Regions from separate parts of the Mus musculus genome. Here region 1 is linked to region 2. Evidence: chromatin contacts called from ENCODE POLR2A ChIA-PET data. All regions are on one chromosome and are shown on one strand. Each heading gives the region's core, a stretch centred on a gene start or an enhancer-like site at or near the end of the contact. The rest is flanking DNA. Distances are from core to core; before and after follow the strand shown. Region 1 overlaps C87436 (expressed sequence C87436). Region 2 holds the start of 4933423K11Rik (a long non-coding RNA gene).

What was found. ChIA-PET counts read pairs that join two places held with the same protein, here RNA polymerase II (POLR2A).
Region 1: POLR2A ChIA-PET joins it to region 2 with 11 read pairs in embryonic stem cell. The contact joins the enhancer-like site here to the promoter of 4933423K11Rik in region 2. POLR2A ChIA-PET finds 5 or more read pairs at or near these places in 2 of 5 experiments (Patski and embryonic stem cell).

The regions. Positions count from the first base shown.
Region 1 is chr6:86,466,049-86,473,366 of GRCm38, forward strand. It overlaps C87436 (expressed sequence C87436), which reads left to right. Exons shown (of 10, transcript NM_001364557.1): 10 at 3,698-4,340. The coding sequence ends at 3,906. A430078I02Rik (RIKEN cDNA A430078I02 gene) reads right to left here. Exons shown (of 3, transcript NR_131126.1): 2 at 6,745-6,853; 3 at 4,229-6,441. Among named protein-coding and RNA genes, the nearest start is that of A430078I02Rik, 11 kb to the right of the region's middle. Within about 2 kb of position 5,528, at least 1 of the 3 ENCODE cell types and tissues checked has a DNase peak (open chromatin) inside an H3K27ac peak, as active enhancers do.
Region 2 is chr6:85,370,970-85,377,547 of GRCm38, forward strand. It overlaps 4933423K11Rik (a long non-coding RNA gene), which reads left to right and starts at 3,885. Exons shown (of 4, transcript XR_869208.2): 1 at 3,885-4,253; 2 at 6,522-6,578. It overlaps Rab11fip5 (RAB11 family interacting protein 5 (class I)), which reads right to left and starts at 3,665. Exons shown (of 6, transcript NM_001003955.2): 1 at 3,129-3,665. The coding sequence starts at 3,559.

The DNA.
Region 1 (7,318 bases), core at 4,278-6,777, 1.1 Mb after region 2:
GTAAGAACCTGAAAAGCATGTTCGTCCCTTTCGAGCTGGTGATTTCTAGACAGCAGAGGAATGTGTGTGTGTTTTGAAGAGATCATGAAAGAATTAGTAAACCATCCCCCCCTGCAGCCTGCCCTCCCCCCAGAAGTATCACAAGTACTGCTATGTAACACCCTCCCCCATCTTACTGTGTAGCCCTGGCTGGTCTGAAACTCACTGTGTAGACTGAATGGAGAGGGGGAGATGCGGTGAGTGGGGGAGGGTGGTAGCTAGAGAGATGGCTCAGAGGTTAAAAGCACTGATTGCTCTTCTAGAGGTCCTGAGTTCATTTCCCAGCAACCACACAGTGGCTCACAACCACTTGTAATGAAATTTGGTGCCCTCTTCTGGTGTGTCTGAAGACAGCTACAGTGTACTCATATACATAAATAAATCTAAAAAAAAAGAAAAAAGGACGGTCCTTACTGCTCCTAAGTAACGTGAAGGAGGTTTATTGTAGATAAAAGGAAGAGCTAGTCTGCATATTTTATCACACGTAAATGTTTGATCCTCTGAAGTTTATTCTTGTGTATGTTATTAATATTGCCAACCATCTTCTGTTTTCTTCCAGATCATTATTGGTTGGTGTTTTATATATGATATAAGACACTTTTACTAAGTCAGATGAGGTGGGACTTGCTTTTAATCAGATGCATTCAGATGGCAGAGGCAGGCAGACTTGTGAGTTCCAGGCAACCAAGGTTACCAAAACCCTGTCTCAAAAATAAAACATGCTTCCTTGTGTTTTTGTTCCTGATAGGAAACACCATTAGGTTGTGTCCTCTTCAGCCAGTACTGCAGTGCATGGTGGGTGGGGTTTGGGCTGTACCATGGAACCTTGCAGATTTGACTTTATGTCTGTGTCACCCCTCTTGCCAATCTCCCTCCCCAGTGCTGCCTGCTGTCACTGGTTATGCTGCTCTGTATCAAAGCCAGCAGTGGGGGAGGGCTGTGCGTTTCACAGTGGGCATGTAGAGAGAGGTCAGAGGGCAATCTGTGGGAGTTGGTTCTCCTTGCACCATGAGGGTCAGGTCATTCGGCTTGGAAGCAAGTGCCTTTAACCTAGCCACCTCACTGGCCCCTGAAGTTCTCTTCTGAAGTTACAGCAGTGCCCTGTTCTTCCTTTCATTCCCCTACTTCTTTCCTTTTTCAACCCCATCAGGGCTACTTATTCTCTGGTTGGTACAGGTTCCACCCGGGCAGTTAATACCAGGCACTTGTTTCTAATTTACTTTCCTTGCATTTAATATATGTGGGGATGGGATAGAGAGTACTGTGGGACATGGGATAGAGAGTACTGTGGGACATGGGATAGAGAGTACTGTGGGACATGGATAGAGGACAGCTCACAAAAGTTGCTTCTCTCCTACCACCAAGGGCTCCCTGAAAGTGCCCTTAGCCCCTAAAGCACCTTGTTGGCCCTCTTCTGTTTGTTTCTTTTTCAGCATTGCTTGTGACAGGGTCTCACTGTGTAACCCTGGCCTAGAACTTGCTATGTAGGCCAGGCTAGCCTCCAGCTCACAGAGATTCACCTGCCTCGGCATCCAAAAAGTGCTGGATTACAGGCATGGGCTACTAAGCCCAGTCTTGGTTTCTTAGTTAAAGCTGAAGAGAATAAATGTTCTGCATTAGAATTTTGGAAAACCTCTGTTAAGAATGTGCAACAAGCGGGGCGTGGTGGCGCACCATGTGGTTGTTTCTATTCCTGAACAAACATCATGACCAAGAAGCAAGTTGGGGAGGAAAGGATTTATTCAGCTTATACTTCCATACTGCTGTTCATCACCACAGTAAATCAGGACTGGAACTCAAGCAGGTCAGGAAGCAGGAGCTGATGCAGAGGCCACGGTGGGATGTTACTTTCTGGATTGCTTCCCCTGGTTGCTCAGCTTGCTTTTTTATAGAACCCAGGACTACCAGCCCAGGGATGGCACCATCCACAATGGGCCCTTCCCCCTTGATCACTAATTGGGAAAATGCCTTACAGCCAGATCTTATGAGGCATTTCCTCAAGGGAGGCTCCTTTCTCGGTGATAACTCCAGCTTGTGTCAGGTTGACACACAAAACCAGCCAGTACAGGGGGTTTACAGAACTCAGATTCCAAGCATGTGGATTTCTATGTTCTTCTATAGCTGTCCTCACGCAAACTGCATCTTCCTGAGAGTTCTGACTTTGTTAGTCAGCTTCAACCATGCTTTTTCAGTCATCAGTTGAGCTTCCGGAATTTTCTATTTTCACTGACATTTAAGTGAAGTCCTAGCAGCTCTGTATCTTGAAATGGAAGCTGTAATGTCTGCCAAATGAGCCGGACAGTACCTTGACACACACAACTCTGCAGCCCCATGTCACAAACCTCAGGTTCATCTTGGGAGTGCTTCCTTCCTGACCACTGTGAGAAGGGAATAGCTGACAGAGTGAAGGGATGGGGCTAAGAAAGGCCGCCTGTTTGGGAATAAAATCAAGAGTAAAGACTATATATGCATTACTGTCAGGGTATTTTGTCTTTCTTTCTCTTTGTTTTGCATTTTTGTTTGTTTGGTTTTGGTTTTTCTGTTGTTTGTTTGTTTGTTTGTTTCAAGACAGGGTTTCTCTGTGTAACCCTGGCTGTCCTGGAACTCACTTTGTAGACCAGGCTGGCCTCGAACTCAGAAATCCTCCTGCCTCTGCCTCCCAAGTGCTGGAATTAAAGGCATGCGTCACCACCGCCCGGCTTGTTTTACATTTAGTTGTGTTTAAAGGGTGGTTTGTATTTCTGTGTGCTCAGTTGCCATCAATGGTTCCCTGGGAGCTGGAGCTGTTAAGTGGTTGAGAGCCACTGAAGCTGCTGGGAAACAGGTCCTACAGAAGCAGCAGACACTGCTCATCAGTCACTCAGCCAGCTCTCCAGCCCCTAGGTGACTTTTTTTTAAAAAAGCTTTTTCTCCTGAAAGACTTCCTTTTAAAAAAAGATTTATTTGTTTGTTTGTTTAATGCATATGAGTACACTGTAGCTGTCTTCAGTCATAAGAGAAGAGGGCATCAGATCCCATTACAGATGAATGTGAGCCACCATGTGGTTGCTGGGATTTGAACTCAGAACCTCTGAAAGAACAGCCAGTGCTCTTAACCACTGAGCCTTCTTCTCTCCAGGCCCCAAGACTTCCTTTTTATTTTTTGTTTTGTTTGTTTGGGTTTTGTTTGCCTTTGCAGAATGGACTTGAACCCTCAGTCCACCTCCAGATCGCAGGAGCTGGGTACCCTGGCATATGCAGTGCCCAGCTAAACTCTCCATTTTATCTGGCAAAGGGCAGTCATTTCATTTCAAATCCAGCTGTGAGTCTAGCCTTCAACACCAGTAAAACCTGAATTGTTCTTAACTCTGTTGTCATAGTAAAGGAGTTGTGTGTGCCACAGCATGAATGCGTAGCTCGGAGGACAACTGGGAGGTGGATCTTTCTGGCCAACCTTCTGTAGGTTCAGGAGATTTTACTCAGGTCTCCAGGCTTGTGTTCCCAGTGCCTTTACATTGAACCATCTTGCCAGCCACATCTAGAGTTATTATCTACTACACAGTAAATATGAGTACATCCTGAGCTCCAGTGAAGACCCTGTCTAAAAAACCATAAAAGCCAAAACAAAGAAGGGAATAAGTTGACTCATACTAACCGGCCTCCCCCTTTCACTCTGTAGGTAACACTTCCCCAGATCAAAAGGAGCCAACGCCCTTTATCATTGAGTGGATCCCAGATATCCTCCCACAGTCCAAGATTGGTGAGCTTCGAATCAAGTTTGAGTATGGTCACCACCGGAATGGACATGTGGCTGACTACCAGGACCCAAGGCCACCCATGGACCAACCTTTGGAGCTGGCCCCTCTGACTACTATCACTTTCCCTTGAGGCAAATCAAGAGTATTTTGCAGAGTTTGCACATCCCAATCCCTGAGGACTATAAATCCTAGTAGCACTTATACGATCCCTGCTAACGAACCACACTTGGCTAAGATGCAGTTACTCAGCCCATCCATGTGTGTTCTGTAGAAGAAACTCTTGTAAATAGCCTTGTGTGTACAGTCTTCATACAAGTCGGGCACTTATTTCTGACCAGAGTTTTAGAAGAAACAACAAAAATCCAGCTCACTGGCTTCTCATGGATTCACCTGCAGCTTGTTTTTCTGTAATTCTCCAAAAGTCACAGCACTGGATCTTAGCCAACAGTGTTGGAAAGTTAACGATGCCCTGGGCCGAGCAGGGTCCTCTCTCTCTGCCCAAGAGCTCCAATCACTCTTTATTCTGATAACAAAATAAAGTACAGTGTCACTAGTTTTTCCAAATGGTGCCATTGATGTCATGATTTTACAATTAGAACCTGTGGGAGAATTTATCTTGTCAACAGGAAAGTAGGCAGTGCCAGGGGATCAGCAACACATATTCACCACCACCTCCACCCACCCACCCCACACAACAAGGTTTCTCTGTGTAGCCCTGGCTGTCCTGGAACTCAGTAGACCAGGCTGGCCTAGAACTCAAGAAATTCATCTGCCTCTACCTCCCAAGTTCTGGGATTAAAGGCATTTTTAAATTTATTGTTATTATTTTATCATTATTATTATTCAAAATTAAGAGCAGCTGAGCACTCGGGAGGCAGAGGCAGACAGATCTCTGAGTTTGAGGCCAGCCTGATCTATACAGTGAGTTCTAGGACAGCAAGAACTACAAAGTGAGAACCTGTTTTTTTTTTTTGTTTTTTAAAAGCAGCTGATAAAATTCAAAAGTTCTAGGTTCACTCATCCTAGAACTAAGATGGTGGAGGAAGTGAAGATTTGCCTTCTAGGAGAGGAGGAAGCATTTTCTACACACCTGCCATGACTTCCCTTTACACTATCATGCCAGTCAGTTTTCCCACTGAGTCTTCATTTTTCCCTGGGTTCTAGGAATTACTCTTCCTGAAGTCTCACTGGGGCTACAGATTGAGTTCTACACAGTACTAAAATTATGTTTAGTTTACTTCTACGTATATATTCTTTCAACTTGAAATACATTGGTTTGATATGCAGGGGTTTTTTTTCTCTCTCTCTCATGCTTTGCCAACATGTATATATGAACACATGGGTGCCTGGTGCCTTGGGAAATCAGGAAAGGTTGTTGGAGCGCCTGCAACTGAAGTTAGGGAGGATTGTGAACCATCATGTAGGTGCTGGGAACCTAGGTCCCCTGGAAGAGCAGCCAATACTCCTAACTGCTGTACCATCTATCTCTCCAGCCCCTTGATAGGAATGTCTTATAACTGATAACTCTGTTTTAATTGTAAATGACGAAACACCCAGCTCCAACCTGCTTGGAGGGGGGGGGGGGTGCCTTGTGTTTACAGTAAAGGCTGGACAAGCACCTTGTGGAAATGGGGTGTGGCCAGGCCATACAAGCCCTTGGGACAGTTCTAGCCAACTGTCCATTCAGTTGGGGCTTAACTTGGGGCAGGCCTGTGACTTTGATATTACCATTTTCACGGTAGGGCTTGATGCACAGTAATCTGTCAAACCAGTACTTATAGGACTCACTCTGGGATCTTGTTGAAATGTATATTCTAGCTGGTCACTATGGTGCACACCTTCAAGGGCAACCTTGTCTACATAGAACCAGGTCAGCCAAGGTGAGACCCCGTGTCAACAAAAGTGTCTATCTGAATTGTAAGCTTTAAGGCAAGGTCCAAGACCTGCATTTCTAGGAAGCACCCTGACACTGTACGAAGTGCTATGTGAAAAACTGCCTTTCAAATAACAAGGTTGGTTCCCAAAAGGATTTGTGACTTCCTTCCTGCCTTCCCTTCTACGGCTTGGTGTGGGTCCAGCAGCTATGGCTGAGGCCTGGACTGCGCTCCTGAATGACTCGGGATACTCGGGATACTCTGGACTAGTTCGTAAACTCCACGTCTGCATAATGACACAGAGCATCACATGCGATCTGCTGATGTGGCTGAAGATGGTGCTTTCTGGCCCATCCTGAGACACAATTTCGGTTAATGACAAGGGCAGAGAATGAGTATGATCCTCAAACTTCCCATGACCCGCAGCGCGACCAAGCAGCCAGGCAGTTTCAGGAGACCAAGTAGAGCAAGTAAAGAAGCCACGTTTCTGCCCACACCGGTAGAGGGGAGAAGCCGGAACAGCACGCGGTCACGTGGCCCCGCGAGGTGACGTCACCACGCTGCCGCCGCACGTCGCTTCCAGCCACACCGCCACTGTTCTTCCGCCAGGCGGCGCCGCAGGTTGGTCACGCGCTTTGTGCACAGCCGCGCTGGCGCTCCGGACACGTCACCACCTTCGCGTCCTTTCTGGAGAGCGCGGGAAGGAGGGCGCTGCGGGTGGTGACGTCACCGGGGTTCCCTGCGAGCTCGCGTGGGCGGGGCTGGGGACGTGGCGACCGCCGAGTGTCGAGCTGGAGGGGAGGAGACAAGGGAGACGAGGGGGATGGGTAGGGGAGAAGGGCCGAAGGGAGTAGGAAGGGGTGGAAGATGTAAAAGAGGTGGGGGGTAGAGGAAAGTGGCTGAAGATGGGAAGGGGGTGCGGAGAGGGGGTAGGGGAGAGCCGGGAAGGAAGGAAGTGTGGAGACGAGGGGAAGGCCGGAAGAGTTGGGGGAGGGGATTGTTTAAGGGGAGAGGCGAGAAGGAGGGGTGGGAGAGAAAGGAGGAGATAGTAGGAGGGACTTAGAAAGCCTGCCCTCCTTTCCCCTCCAACGCACCTTACACTAGCACAGCTCTTGAGGCCTCCAAGGTGTCTGTGGCTCCTTCCCGCAGTAGACCTTCCTCCAGGGCAGCCACGTTCTGCCTCCTTTAACCACCATCAATCACCTCAGGAACAAAAGGAATGGTACCTCAAAAGACTTGGTAGTCCCTAACCTTAACCAAACCCGGGAAGGTTTTGTGTTCTGTTCCCTGACTGTTAATAGAAGATTTTCCTCTTTACCGCCCCAGTAAGCCTCGAGCCCTCTGGGTGGCAAAGGGGTTAGAAATGGGACCTGCTTCAGAACTCAAGGTGGGTACCAGAGTTTACCCGAACACCAGTCTAATTCTTTGTCACTGGCGGCACAGCACTGACGAGTGACCTTGAGGTACCCTTTTGCCCCACAGTCCCTGACTTCCAGAAAGAATGGAATAAGAAGCTGAGGTCTGGGAACCATCATCTGAGCTGAGAAAAATGGATTCCCTGTCCCCTTAGTAGGGACAGAGTTGAACTATGGCTACTTCTCCAGCTCTTATTAGGGTTTGGGCCTTGTGCAGAGTGAGTATCCAGCTCCTCCTGGAGGGTGTAAGGGA
Region 2 (6,578 bases), core at 2,635-5,134:
TTGGATATTTCGAAAGCCTCCAGTAAAACCTCTCACACTGAAGAGTGCCTCACAGAGAAGTGACTTTCAGGGGTCCCTGGGGCAGCTGAAGTCTCAGCACAGAAGCAAGGTCCCACAGCAACTCAAACCTAGCCTTGTGAAAGCAGCCATCTGCATTATGCATGGCTTCACAGACATGTTACTAATCTCTACAGTCCACCTCTATCATTGTGACCCTTGCAGAGATGGGATGAAATAGTTAAGGAACCAGCATTGTGCCAGAATGGCTTCCTCCAGGGCATGGGCAGTGCCAAGCAAGCCAGGGAGAGCTGCAGAGCCATCAGGTGATCTGAGCCTGGCTTTCGGATCAGGGATGCTTCCCAGGTGCAGCTCAAGTTCTTGGGCCTCCCAAGGGCTGCAGAAGGTAGCTGGGGACCTGAGACTCCTCCTGTCACCAACCACGGACATGAGGCTTCTCCAGACTTAAAGTTCTTCAGCAGGTTCTTCAGAGGGAGAGGACCTCTTCCAGAGGTGGGTTACCAGATGCTGCTACCATGACCTTCAACCATCACAGCTCTTCACTACCCGCTCCCCCCCCCCAGCATCCCCCTACACACTCACTCAGAGCCTGGGAAAAGCGCTAGATCTCCCTCTGTATTCTCATTTCATCTCCTACATCAACCCTGGGAAGGTATAAGTTATCCCCATTTTAAAGACTAGTAAACGGAGACACTCAAGAGTTTACCTGCCTTGCCATAAAGCAGCACCCGAGAGGGAAAGGGACCCATGCCACGCAACTCCGCAGCTTGAGCTTCCTAAGTCAGATCCTCTGGGTGACAGGGGCTCCACTGCTCCCGCTGCCCCTGCCTCCGAGAGTAAATGTGAATACAGTACTTTCCCACCAGATTCCAAAACTGAGGATATCACCCTCCATCTTCTCTGCCTCAGTGGCTCAGGCCAGGGTGATCAGGAAACACCTCTAGGAGGGGCCATTAGAGTCTGAAGGCTGTGGAACAGAAATGGCCGCCTCCGTTCTCTGTCAGTGGGCATGCCATGAGGCCCAGTGACTAGAGCCCAGAGCGGGCCAACTGTCTGGACTTTCCCTCTGCCCACCCTAAGTGCCCCACTTCCTGCCCTCTCCAACTCTATAAATAATCCCAGGCAGGCAGGGAATCAGCAGAAAGGCAGCCAGGTGGGTGTGAAGTTGAAGCTGGTGGAAAAGATGACTTCTCAAAGTAAATTAAGGCTCCCGTTCAGATCAAGGGATAGCACGTCAGACTCTCCCGGGAGCACTGTTCTTGGCTAAAAACAGGCCCACCTGGACTTGCAGGCTGGGCCAGCTCCACTAAGAAAGATTCAAGGCCAAGGCCAAGAGGGAAGCAAGGGCACTGAGCAACAATAACAACAGAAGTCCAAGAAGCTTCTCCCTGCAAGCTGGTCTCCCCCACCTGACCCTTTCAGTCCACCCGGCCCTAATGCTTACCCCATGTATAATGTACCAGAGTAGCTGAAGGGTAATGGGGCTATGGCAATGGGGAAAGGAAAGAGCTAAGGGAGCAGAAGAGAGCATTCCACCCCACACCCAGCCCCCTGATCGGCCTGGACCAGGAAGGAGGGTGAGGACACAAAAGAGGGAGGAAAAAGAAGAAAACAAGGACCAAGTTATACCTCATGACTCCACACCCAGCAACTAAACAGCAAGTCATGAGGGAAGGAGAGAAGCCAGGGGAGGGAGGATGAAGTCAGGTCACAGCCCTGCCTGGAATGTGCCCAGGTCTATCCCACCCCAGCCACAGTGGGCCAGCCAGGAAAGCCCTTCCCTAGTCATGTTTTGGAAAAAAGAAAAAATTGCTCAAGGTCAGATCCTTTCTATTCAAAGCCTGCTTTCCTCTTCGTCTGCACCAGGCTGAAGGCTCATCCCTCTCCAGCAAGCCTTCTTTGACTTACTCAAAACCAGCAAACCTTGCCTAGCAGTTCTCCTACGGAGGGACACCACTCTGCACCCATTCTCTGGGACCCCACCCAGGAGGCTTAGAAATTAACTGGCCCAAGCAAGCCACAGCAGGTGGTCAGCCCTGGGGACTGACTTCTACATGGTCCCTGGCCCAAACAGGAAAAGGTGATCCAAGTCTTAGGTCTTTTATTTTGTTTATTTGGTTTGGTCTTCAAGGCAGGGTTTCTCTGTGTAGCCTGGCTGGCCTGGAATACAGAAATACACACAGCTCTGTCTCTCAAATGATGGCGTTAAAGGTGTGTGCCACCACAGCAAAGACAAATCTTAGGTTTTGATCTTAACCCTACAAAGGACACACTCTGACAAAATAAATGTTTAACCTCCTACCCTTCCCAGGCTTTGGTGTCTCTGGCCTTTGAACCCAGCATTGGGGAGGCAGAGACAGTAGAATCTCTGAGTTCAAAGGCAGCCAGGTCTACATAGCATGTTCCAGGACAGACAGCGCTACGTAGAAAGACCCTGTCTCGAAACAAAACAAAACAATAAGAACTTTTCCTATCCTTTCTAGAGAAAATAATCCGGAGAACTGAGGGCATTATAACCACTGTCCCACTGACCCAAGCTGATTCAAATGTACCCTTCTTTACTCCGAGGTGGGCCAATGCTCTCAGTCCTGGTACCCTAAGACAGAGTCACAGAGTACGTCTATACGGTGAGGTGTATCCCTGAACGTTCAAAGGCCAAGTGTCCTGTGTAACCCCTGGGAAGGCTGGGGTGTCTCCCTTCAATCTTGCCTTGGAAGATAACACCTCACCTTCCTGCTTCTACAAGGTGAGACTTCCTCTCCACTACCTACAGGCTAGTCACCTCTTTGAGGAAAAGAAGGCAGACCCTGAAGTCTTTAAATTTCCCTTCTTGAATTCCCACAGCCTCAGAATCCCATTCCGAACTTTCCTTGGCCATGTACTGCCAACGCTTGGTCACTACACCAACTCCATCAGGCCTTCCAGGCCCACCAGGCTGCTGGGGAGACAGTCAGGGGGAATTGGGGAGGGCAGAAGGCTGAATGAGAAGTAACAAACAGTATACGGGTTTGTGTCCTTGAGTGGGAGGACCGGGTCCAGACGTCCCAACCAGCCCCGCCCGGTTAGGCCTTCAACCGTTTTTGTCCCTGCTCCCAGCGCCCCAGACTCACTGCGTGTGCTGGGCGCGGCCTGCGCGGAAGACCTCGTCCAGAGCTACGGTTGCCCGGCCCAGAAACTTGTCCACGCCGATGAGTGAGCGATGCATGGTGGTGAGCACGAGCTCGCAGGCGGCGTTGGGGCCGGAGGCCCAGGGCGCAGGGCCCGCATCTGCCTCCTGTGCCCGCAGCAGGCCGTCCAGGGCTCCAGGCGGTAGCTCGAACGAACACTCTTCGCACCATTCCGGGCAGCCTTGCGTCTTCTCCACTACCGAGGTGCTGTACTTCTCTCGGCCCACCTGGATCACCGTGTACGCGTCGCTGGTGCTGCCGGCGCCCGAGCTCTTGCCCCTCAACCCGCTGGCCCGCAGCACGGTCACCTGGACATGCGTGGGCAGCCAGCGGGAGGATCCGGCCGCCGGCTCAGGGTCCCGCACCAGAGCCATGGCGGACCCTGGGACAGAGTGACAGACGTGGCAGCCGCGGGATGCTGTCAGGAGCCGGCTCCCCCGCGCCGCCTGCAGCGCACCGACCGCCGCAGCTGCGGGCTGGCCTGGGCCAAGCGGGCCGCCGCCTCCCCGCCGCCCCGCCTCCCGGGCGGCCGGCCGCCCCGCGACGTCACGCCCCGCCTAGGCCCAGGCCAGGCCCCGCCCCCAGTTCCACCAGCATATAGCTGCCTAAGAGCTAAAGAAACCCAGAGAGGGGCGCGGCCTCTGCAAAGATGTGGGCGGGGCTTTCTCACTGGCCCAGCCCCTCTGGGGGAACCTCAAGCTCCCGCTGCTCTTCTAAAAGGTGACCGGTGCAGAAGGGCGCGGCCTCTGCGTGTGTTGGGGGAGAGGATTGAGATCTGGCCATGCCTTAATCACGACCGGATTCGCTTGTGCACAGTGCGGAACTGCAAAGGAAGAAATGGAGGGGGCTAGGGACGAAGGCCGCTTGCAGCCTCTGCAGAGAGGTGGGCGTGGTTACCACCATGGCCCCGCCCCGTTTAGGCAGCGACTCCAAGCTAGAGAGCCGAACCTCTCTGCATAACTATCCACCGCGCTCTACCTGGACAGTGTCAGGGTTTTCTGCAAGCTCCTGTACTCCTGAAAGCCCTCGCTGCTTCGAAGATCCATTCTGCTCGGCGTGGATTTGAGGGTAGATAAGATGCCTACTCTAGAGACCCCCTAAATCGCACATGCGCTCCCATTTTCAACTCTCTACATATATGTGATGACCTAGAGCCGCCGCTGGGAAATCACTGGAGTGGGACTTAAAACAATCTTTTTCTGCTTTGATTTTTCCCCCACTCCCTTTTTTTTTTTTTTTTTTTTTTTTGGAAACGGAGTCTCTTCTGGCTCTCCTGGAACCTGCTATGTAGATTACGGCTCGAATTGTTAAATTCCTGCCTCCACTGAGTGCTGGGATTAAAGGCGTGCCCACTGGTTTTAAAACTTTTGTGTGGCCAGGTGTAGTAGTGCTCACCTTTAATCCCAGCACTTCCACTTGGGAGGCAGAGGAGGAAAGATCTTTTTGAGTTTGAGACCAGCCTGGTCTACATAGTGAGTTCCAGGCTAGCTAAAACATTAGCCTTATATACAAACAAGGCAAACAGGGCCTTGTTGGTAGTAGACAAGCATTCTACCACAGGACTAATCTTCCACCTCTAAATCCATTCATACTTGCCTACTGTGTGTTGTGTTCTGAGAACTGCCAGCACACTTGTTTCATTATTAAGATAATGGTTAATAATTATGGATGCTGAATTTCAGCAAGAGTCGGCCAACAACTGACTCATGAGCTTTCTGTGCATGACCTCACTCATTCTTCAGAGCCACCCTATATGTGAATTTGGTTTCCCAGAAGGCAGAATTATAGGTTAGATAAATTTACCTAAGATGCATAACAAAGAAGCTGTTGTAGCACAGCCTATAATCCCAGGACTCTGAAGGCAAATTCAAGGCCAGCCTGGGCTACATGGTGAGCCTTTACTTTTTTCTGTTAACTTTCAGAGCCTACCCTTAAATTAGATTTTTTTTTTCAATTTTCAAGACAGAGCCTCTCTGTGTAACCTTGGATGTTGTGGAACTCTCTTTGTAAATCAGGCTGGCCTTGAACTCACAGAGATCCACCTGCCTCTGCCTCCCAAGGGTTGGGATTAAAGCCATGCATCACCACTGCCTGGCTTAGAATATTTTTTAATAATGTATGCATATATACTCAGGACAAAAACAAAACAGTAGGCAACAAGGTGTCTTCATTGCCACTAAACCTGACAACTTGAGTTCGATCCTCCTCAGGACTCACGTGATAGGAGAGAGCTAATTCCAGCAAGTTGTTCTCAGACCTCCACAAGTACACCGTAGCACACTCTCTCACACCAAATATAATAATAAAACTTTAAAAACATCGGAAGGGGAGAAGAAAGAGAATTCAAAAGTCCTCCCTTCCTAGATCCTGGGGTATATCTTTTACTTTATTCTGTCTGTCTTTCTGTCTGTCTGTCTCTGCGGGGGGCAGAAGGTGTCAGAGAACAATCCTTGGGCCTCAGTTCTCACTGGATCACCTGAGGTCATTAGGCTCTGTGGCAGCTACCTGCTCTACCTACTGAGCTTTCCTATCTGATTATACTTACTTTAAATTTTCTATTTGAGACGGGGTCTAACCGTGTAACACTGGCTGGCCTCAAACTCACAAGAAGCATCGTCCTCCCTCTGCCTCCCAAGTGCTGCTATTAAAGGTATTCTCCACTATTCCAGGCCCTTTAGTAACTTAATTTTGAGATAGGGTCTTTGTAGCACAGGCTGGCCTTGAAATCACCATAAATTGGCTTTGAACTCCCGAGCCCTCCTAACTTTCCCTTCAGAGTTCTGGGACTCCAGATCAGCACCACCACGCCTATCTTCAATTCTTATTTTTGTTTCCTGCCAGCAACTCCAGTTGTATTCCAGAGAGAAGCCCCAGGGTCTCACTCTGGCTCGATAACTGAGCCACACACCTCTGAGGATATACCTCCTAAAGCTATTGGTGTTTCCAAACCTTGGGGTTGACTCCACCTCGATGTATAAATTGCTTCTGTGGCTATATCTAAATTTGGTGCTGGCCATTATCTAGTGCCTTCCTGCTAAGGTAGATACAGACTTTATCTGGCTCACACCCACTCTCCATCCTCGGTCTTATTAGTTCTACTACTGGCCTTCCTTTATTGGGTGGTTCACAGGGCTAGCCTTTCTTTCTTATGTAGTGCCCAAATCTCTACTTACCAGGCCACATCCTCCACTGGGAACTCAAAAGGGGGAAGTCTGCATACCAGACAAAGGAGACTCTTGGGAGCACTCCACTACAGCCCATCTGGTCAGTCTCCCACAGTAGGGTGTGTGATCTCCATCACATTTTAGATAGAGTCTCTTTGTTGTTTTCTCCTAGACTGACTACACCAAGAATGCTGGCCCTCGAGCTTCCCGGAATTCTTTCTTCACCTTT